2 separate regions of the Homo sapiens genome follow, and region 1 is linked to region 2. Evidence: chromatin loops called from intact Hi-C (ENCODE). Cell type or tissue: gastrocnemius medialis. All regions are shown on one strand.

Region 1 (4,000 bases), 51 kb before region 2:
AATGAAAGAGAAAGGGAGGAGGACAAAGACATAGCCTGGAGCTAACTGTGAAAGACAGTCGGCCTGCCTGCTGTCCACCCCTTTGCGGAAATGTCAAGTCAGAGCCCATCCACACTGATGAGAAATCAGATATAGGGACTGTGAGAGGGTACATTCCAAGGAGTAATTTATCTCTGGAGGCTGAAGCTATGTAATGTCCTTACTAATCTTGAGCTCCCGGGTTTTAAAGGCTGCCATTAGGGATGAGTTATATTTTCAATAAATCATTCTAGCTAATCAGACCCTCTCATCAGGAGCTGCTAGAGAAGACGACACGATGAACCCCTCTGCAGATCTGAGCAGGGGTCCCAGATGAGGAGAGAATCCTTGGCAAAGGCCTCTACCATAAATGGATTCTGCTATCTCCCCTCCCCTTGGAATTGAGCAGAGGGAAACACAGACTGCGAGCACAGGAAGATGACGGGATCTGTGTTTGATAAGGTTATGATTAAATCAAGGTTTTTGCTCTAATTACACTGCATTTAAATAAATGCAGCCTAGTAACTAATTGTAATTGATGTGCAATTAAACATGTATTTATATCACCATTGCCTTTCCCTGTGCAGCTGTCTGTTCCTGCTTCTTATTGTGGCTGGGGATACTGAAATCTGCCTGATAGGAGGAGGAAGCACCACTTCTCCCACGTGGATGCCATGTTCCAGTGATTCAGCAAGAGATCTACTGGGACAGTGAGAAATAGCTGGATTGCTTAACCCCAAATCTATGAGGAAGACCCACACATATCATTCAAGCCCTGGAACTCAAGAGGCACTCTTAGAAATGCCATTATATTCATAAACATATGGTGCTCTGGCTCTCCTTGGCTTTATACTAAGCTACTTGAGCTTTTTGTTTATCAGATTTGTGTATTCTTCAGTGTCTACCCCCTCCCCCTGTGTTTCACACATAATAGCTGCCCAATAACATCGTGGAAACGAACTTTAAATATCAGTGTGGAATCTTCCACTGAATATATATAATTTATGCTATTGAATTTAAGACTTAGACCTTGACCCTTTATTGGGAAAACTGGTAAAAATGATGCAGTAACAACAGCATCACAATAAGATCACAGGTCCTTCTTCCCCATATTTCCCTGTCTCTGCGTGCCCTTAACCTTTGAGCAGAAGACAAGTTTCTCATCTCCTCTGCATGCCAGATGGGCCACTAAACTAGGACCAGTGGGGGGGTGTAGCAAATCACAACTATATAAGATATCACTGAAGTCATCAAAAAGCAGTGATGGAGATCGAGGGCAGTTGAGGGGAACGAATTGCAACTATGTAATGTTTTTCATGCGAATCATCAAAAATCAGTGATGGTCTTTGAGCTGCTAGGCGGAAAGTCTGAGAATTTCTATACAGGAGATAAGACCCAGATACTGCAAGATGGAGAAAGAGGAACAGGTAAGCAATTGCATGAAGAGTCAAGCTCTATTTATATTTCAGTGAACATTTATCAATGGCCTTTGCTAGAATAAATTATAAGGCTGAAGAAGATACACCCTTAGAATGTTTCTAGTCTCCACTACCAAAAGTTAGAAAACTGGCTCAGGCAAAGGATGAAAAAATGGAAATAAAATCAGGTTGTGTGCATGTAACACTGGCTCCAAATTGACTGTTTATTTGGGACATAGATGAACATCATAATCCTTTGGCTTGACTCCCCTGCAGCCCTGATGGAACACATCCAGTTGGGCCTCCTGTCACCCATCAGAGTGCTAATTAAGGAGCCAGAGAAATACCACAGTTCACCTCATCTGTTTGTGTTCTTCTGCTGAAAGGACACCATGCATCTCCCTGACAGCTAGTCATTACAGGAGCATATGGGCATATCAGGCTTCTGCCAGGGACAGCTAAGCCCCTAAGAACCCAAGCAGAGCTCTGAGTTACGCTGGCCTGTACATGTCCATTACCACTCCAGTGATACAAAGGGATGTACACCCCCATCAACTAAGATGGCTAGTGCAAATTTTGACCTCCCAAAGGAGTGTAAGTGAGACACCGTGAATGGGATGACAGAGTTGGTAGAGAGGGAAAATGCAGAGGAGGGAGAAACAGCTAGATTTGTGTTATTGCAACTCTCTCAGTGCCATTTCAGACCCAAGGTACTTGGAAGGTGCAAAATGACTTTCTGCATATTTAAAAAAAAATTGCTGTCCTTTCCACTTTTACGGCTCTTGGGTATCGAGCATTTCCCTATGCAATATTTTCTTTGACCTTTATCATCTGGCAGAAATTATTATCTCTAAGTGACTAATTAAAAAAACACGGAGACCCAGTAAGGTTAAGGAATTCTTCAAGGTCATAGTACTGTGTAAATGACAGGGTTGGGAGTAAAACCCAGGTTTTCAGACTTTTAGTCCGATGTTCTTTAAAAGCCAGTCAAATGGGCACAAGCGATCTTTTGAGAGTGACAAATGTTTTAAAACTAGATGTAGCGATGGCTGCACAAGTCGGTAAATTTTTTAGAAATCATTACATGCTTTAAAAAGTTGAGTGTTACGGTATGTAAATTGTATTTCAATACAGCTCTGAAAAATAAAGGCAGCCAAGTGTAGTAAGTAGAGCCCGGGCTTTGGTGTCATTATTCTGTAGTGCAGATCCTGATTCCAGCTCTTCTGCCCTGGGCAACATTGGGTAAGTTCTTTAATTTCTTTAAAGATCAATTTCTTCATCTGTAGAATTGGAATAATATTCTCTACTTCCTAAGATTGCTGTGAGGATCTAGCACTAAAGCAATAATAGCTAATTTTATTTATTTCTGATGACTAGAAATCGAGATATAAAAAATAAGGTAATTAGCTCTCTACTGCTTGCTTAATTGCTAATGCTTATTTGTGGATCTTGTATGAGCATTAGACGTGTGAAACTATTTTGATTGTTTTGGTCAAAGGTCTAAATCAGTGCTTTTAATTGGCATTCAACTAGCAAATAACAGTGATTTGGCATACCAAGGAGAAATAAATCTTTGTTTTCTCCTAAACTACTTATTCTAAAACTTGACTGGTCATCTGGGGAGTTGTCAGAATTCTGATGCCTTGGCCCCACCCCAGATATTGTGATTTAATTGGCATGGGGTGTGGCCTGGGCTTTGAGATTTTTTTTGGAACTTTCCCATGTGATTCTAATTGCAGCAGAGTTGAAGAACAAAAACTCATTGGCTTTCAACTCTGACCACAAATGATTCACCTGGGAAGCTTTAAAAACAACGAAGCCTGAGCCTCGTGCCCAGAGATTCTGATTTAAATGGTCCAGGGTGAAGTCTGTGCACTTTAAAAGTTCCCCAGTTGATTCTAATATGCAACCAGGCCTGAGAGCCACTGCTTCAAACCTTTGCAATAGGCAAGATGCCTTCTAGGTAGGAGATAAGGGATCTACTCCATAGCAGCCTGCCTCATTCCTCTTCCCTGCTTCCAGGAAAGAGGTTCACAGGATGGCTTGTTGAGCCCTCCATTACATGTTGACCTGGGGTAACCAGCCATAGGCCTGCTCAGTGAAAAAAGCCCTGGGGCATTTAGAACCCCTCAAGGAATGTAGGAAGGATATTTTTAAATGAAGATAATGTACCTTGCAAAAAGAGGCATTGGGAGATCAGCTTCAGTGTTAAGTCACATAATCTATATAGTGTCTGGGGGCTTGCAGGTGGATCAGAATAGAGTTTCCAGATAGCAGGGGATGTCGTAAAGTGATTTAGGAGACTCTCAGGAAATGGACTGATATGGTTTGGCTCTGTGTCCCCACCCAAATATAATCTCCAATTGTAATCCACATGTGTCGAAGGAGGGACATGTACTCTCAGTGTGTGGAGAGAGGGAGGTGTTTGGATCGTGGGAGCAGTTTCCCCCATGCTGTTCTCACAATAGTGAGTGAGTTCTCACAGGACCTGATGGTTTTATAAGTGTCTGGCATCTTCTCTGCTTGCACTTCTTTCTCTCCTGCCCCTTGTGAAGAAGGTGCCT
Region 2 (4,000 bases):
AGCCTTTCCCATCCCTCATTATACCTTCCCCAAGAATAGTGATATAGCTATTTCTGTGCAAGAAAAAACAGTATGACCCAGGTTTTTGAGGTGTGTCTTGGGCCAGAGCCAAGAGAACTGGCATTGCTTAGTTTAGGATCACATTAAATTGCAATCAAGACACATGCGTAGCATTCATATTTGGCTTCGCTTCCTTCCATTTTGCATTTTTCCTGAGGCCAGATTTGTTGTTGTTATTATTTTTGATTTGGGTTTTTTTGTTGTGTTTCTGCCTCCACCATTGGCTTGAAACAGAGAACCAGCTAAGGAGAAAATATGGTGAATTAGAAACACTTCAGAAAGTTCTGTATTGAGTTCTGATTCTGTCATTAACCAGCTGTATGTTTAAGAACCCAAATTTCTCAACAGTCAGTAATACTACTCACCTGAAGCCTTTTCTAATGACAATTAACCTGAGATATGTCAAAAGCTTGTCAGAGAACATGCACTTAACAGATGGAAGTCTCCTTCCCCCTTTCTCAGATTCACGAATGTTTAAATGAATTCCAATGAAATTTATGGTGCTTCTTCCCACTCCTTTCATATTTACTCTTAATGTTAAATACTAAAGGGCTGGAATTTCTGTCACTTCCCATGATCCCTTTGTCTTCTAGCCTGTACTTGGCTTTCTTAGGGGTTGGTTTTTTTCATGTCTCTTTTCCTGAAATCTACTCACCAAACCATTGGATAACAGACTTGTTATAAGCACTAGTCCATATTGTCTTTCCCTATGCCAAGGTTAATTAGCTACACCACTACTGATACAATGAGCCAAGTAATTCTTTATTGCGAGGGGCTGACCTGTGAATTGTAGGATCTTCAGCAGCATCTCTGATCTCTACCCAACAGATACCAGAAGCATCCTCCACCCCTGCCCCAAGTTGTGACAACCCAAAATGTTCCCAGACATTGTCAAATGTCTCTTACACACCACAGTCAGTCCTGGTTGAGGACCACTGCACTATATCTTTCCCAGTCTCTTTCCTTCAAGACTTTTAGGATGAATTTTGTCCTTACCAAGAAGCAACAGCAATATTGCCACACCATTTAGGAGATTCCAAATCACCATAAGATTAGGTACAACTCAAGGAGAGATGCAAATAACCTGATATAATTTAAATGGATCACTCATGAGATGCCAGAGTTGACTCTTACCGTTTCTGAAACGAGGCAGGATAAATACTAATTGATATACATATTAGTGTTTGTACTAGTCTGTTTTCACACTGCTATAAAGAAATAACTAAGACTGGGTAATTTATAAAGGGAAGAGGTTTAATTGACTCACACTTCCACATGGCTGGGGAGGCCTCAGGGAAACTTACAATCATGGCAGAAGGTGAAGGGGAAGCAAGGACTTTCTTCACATGGCAGAAGGAGAGAGAAGAGCATGAGCAAGGGAAATGCCAGATGCTTGTAAAACCATCAGATCTCATGAGAACTCACTCCTATCACAAGAACAGCACGGGAGAAACAACCCCCATGATCCAATCACCTCCCTCCCTTGACACATGAGGATTAGAATTCAAGATAAGATTTCAGCGGAGACACAGAGCCAAAACATGTCAGTGCTATACATGATGCTCCTTATGAAACAAATCTAAATTCTTCACCATACTATGGCCCCTCATTTGGATGCTGTTTCCAACAAGGTAAATACAAAAGAACCCTCACTTCCTTAGGAAAATTTCTCTGATTTTTGGAGTAATGGTTAATAGCAGTCCAAATAATGGGTCACACATAGTGATTTGCTTCTTACCTATCTTACGTCATGAAAAGCTTATGACAGTTCTATACTGAGTGTCTTATTATCTTCCTTTTGTAGATAAAGAAATTGGAGCAAAGAAAGGTTAAGGGACAATTGCAACGTAAAGTAATTAGTGGATGACTGAGGTTCAGTTTAAATGCAGGTCTGTCTGACCACAAATACTTATAGCTCACCTTTACCTCACCTTTATGTTCAGTAGCTCCATGAATTGCATTTATAGCACAATATTGAGATTTCATGTTTGTTTGTGTGTCCCTCAATTACTAGACTGTGAGGTCAGAAACAATGATATGCATATTCCCAGCTTCCCCTTAGATATAGAATCTGAATCTCGATGTGTTTTTACGTGTTAACATATTTACTACATTACATATTAAGTATATGCTAGACTAAAAATAAAGAGGGTAGAATTATATTACCGCATTGGGCTCTCCAGCATTGCAACATGGTTCTACTTTGTGATTTGAGGAACAGGTGCATGGTGGAACTTGAACATTTGTCCACTGGAAATGAATCAGGTAAGAAATATTTGAGTCCCTTGCAAGTGCCAGGCTCTGTGATAGGAACTGGGGTTACAATGGTGAATCAGGTAGACATATTCCCTGCCATCAAGAATACTACAATGCAATTACTGAAAACTGAAAAAAAAAATGAAAACCTCATTAGAAAGCATCTGGCTCATTTGAAAATGGGAATAATAATATAAAGTCTAAAAAAATATAATTCAAAGTTGAGAGCTGATGAGTCAAACTTGAAAAATAAAATGCTGCCCACTGTTTCTGTATATGGAATCATTCAGTGAGACTCATAAACTTAGTCTCCCTGTATAGCCACAAAAAGAACTCGGCAAATTTAAATCCCTAACTATCATCAAAAATGTTTTCAAGATTTATTCCCACCATCTAGGGAGCTGTTTAGTCTCCAAAGGATATAAAGTTTAATTCTTCCCAAGTATAATAGCATCCATAAGTTGTTGTCAGGGCTTGATCATTTCTCATCTTTAGCATAAACTGACCAGATTCTGACTCCCATTCCCTTTAAGTCTCTGAGAGCTCCAGGTTCCTCTGCAGCTCTCTCCAGAGGGCACATGTAATAACCACAGCAATGATCTTTTCTATTTACTAGTACTTGCTTTTCTCCCAGGGCATTCCAACTGGTTTAATAATAACTCCACCAAATCTTCATGTAAAATGTACTGGTAGCATCTAAATCTGTACCATGATGGAGAGATCTCCATGTTAAAGTTAAAAAGAATCTAGATATAGTTATCTCTATGTTGAAGGTTAAACAGATCTAGATAGATAAGTTATAGAGATACACACAGATACAGACAGATATATGCCAAGAGACGTTCTTGGGAATGTAGTATCTTCCTTTATGAGACTTCATTGAAGTAGGTAATATCCCACAAACGGAAATAAAGTGTGATGTAACATGAGTGAGAACCAGGGTCCATGGGCAGGTAAAATATTAATAAACTAGAAGTCTCTCATCATGAAGCAACACAGTAAGTAGCAGGCACAGAAGAGAATGGGATGAGTAAGTTTCTGAGGGGCTTTTAAGAAGGCTTTAATATAGATAGATAGATAGATAGATAGATAGATAGATAGATAGATAGATGTAATCATCAACAGTTATAAGCCAAGAAAAAACATGCATATTCTCTTTTCTGCTTCTCCCCAACATTTGCCAAGAAAGAGTTTTACTCCCTGATAGAATTCAGAAGAAAAACTTAAAAGAACTAAAGGAACCATGATGGTTGCTACTACAGGAAAAGGCAACGTTTGAAGCTGTAAGATGGTGAATGTAAGGATCATTTTGAGGATGGGCCATAAAAAAGTGTTATACATGTAAGTTCGAGTTTTTTTGTCTGAAGGCAAAGATGTGCTAAGAAGAGACACCTATTTCAAACTCAACGACCTTTTGTTGGAGAAATTTGCTTTAAAAAAAAGTTTCCTAACACTAATCTTTAGTTGATATTTCATGCATCTCACCCCTTAAAATGTCACCTTCTCTATAACCTAACTCAGCAACTGCTGCTTCTGATAACAAGTCATTGTCTTCAATCAGATAGCTTAGTTCTCTTTTTTGGGCCAGTCTCCATTTCTTTATTCTCTATTTCTACCTTTGTAAGTGACCTTCTTTTCTTCAGGTAGGAAATATTAAAGCAAATATTTTCAAACAGGATATACA

The links. A loop is a pair of places that touch in the nucleus more often than their neighbours do. Peaks named below come from ENCODE experiments on the same cell type or tissue, not always from the same donor. Only the 100,000 strongest peaks of a DNase experiment are listed, where the experiment ranks them.
Region 1: it touches region 2 in a loop (5-fold over the local background); 2 of 110 quality-filtered maps call a loop at or near these places.

What each region holds. Positions count from the first base shown.
Region 1 is chr15:86,852,194-86,856,193 of GRCh38, reverse strand. The region is part of intron 22 of AGBL1 (AGBL carboxypeptidase 1); the gene reads right to left. Among named protein-coding and RNA genes, the nearest start is that of AGBL1-AS1, 540 kb to the right of the region's middle. In gastrocnemius medialis, no CTCF peak of the experiment used is centred here; DNase peaks (open chromatin) are centred at 673 and 1,833; H3K27ac peaks cover 3,904 bases.
Region 2 is chr15:86,800,738-86,804,737 of GRCh38, reverse strand. The region is part of intron 22 of AGBL1 (AGBL carboxypeptidase 1); the gene reads right to left. Among named protein-coding and RNA genes, the nearest start is that of AGBL1-AS1, 490 kb to the right of the region's middle. In gastrocnemius medialis, no CTCF peak of the experiment used is centred here; a DNase peak (open chromatin) is centred at 2,287; H3K27ac peaks cover 362 bases.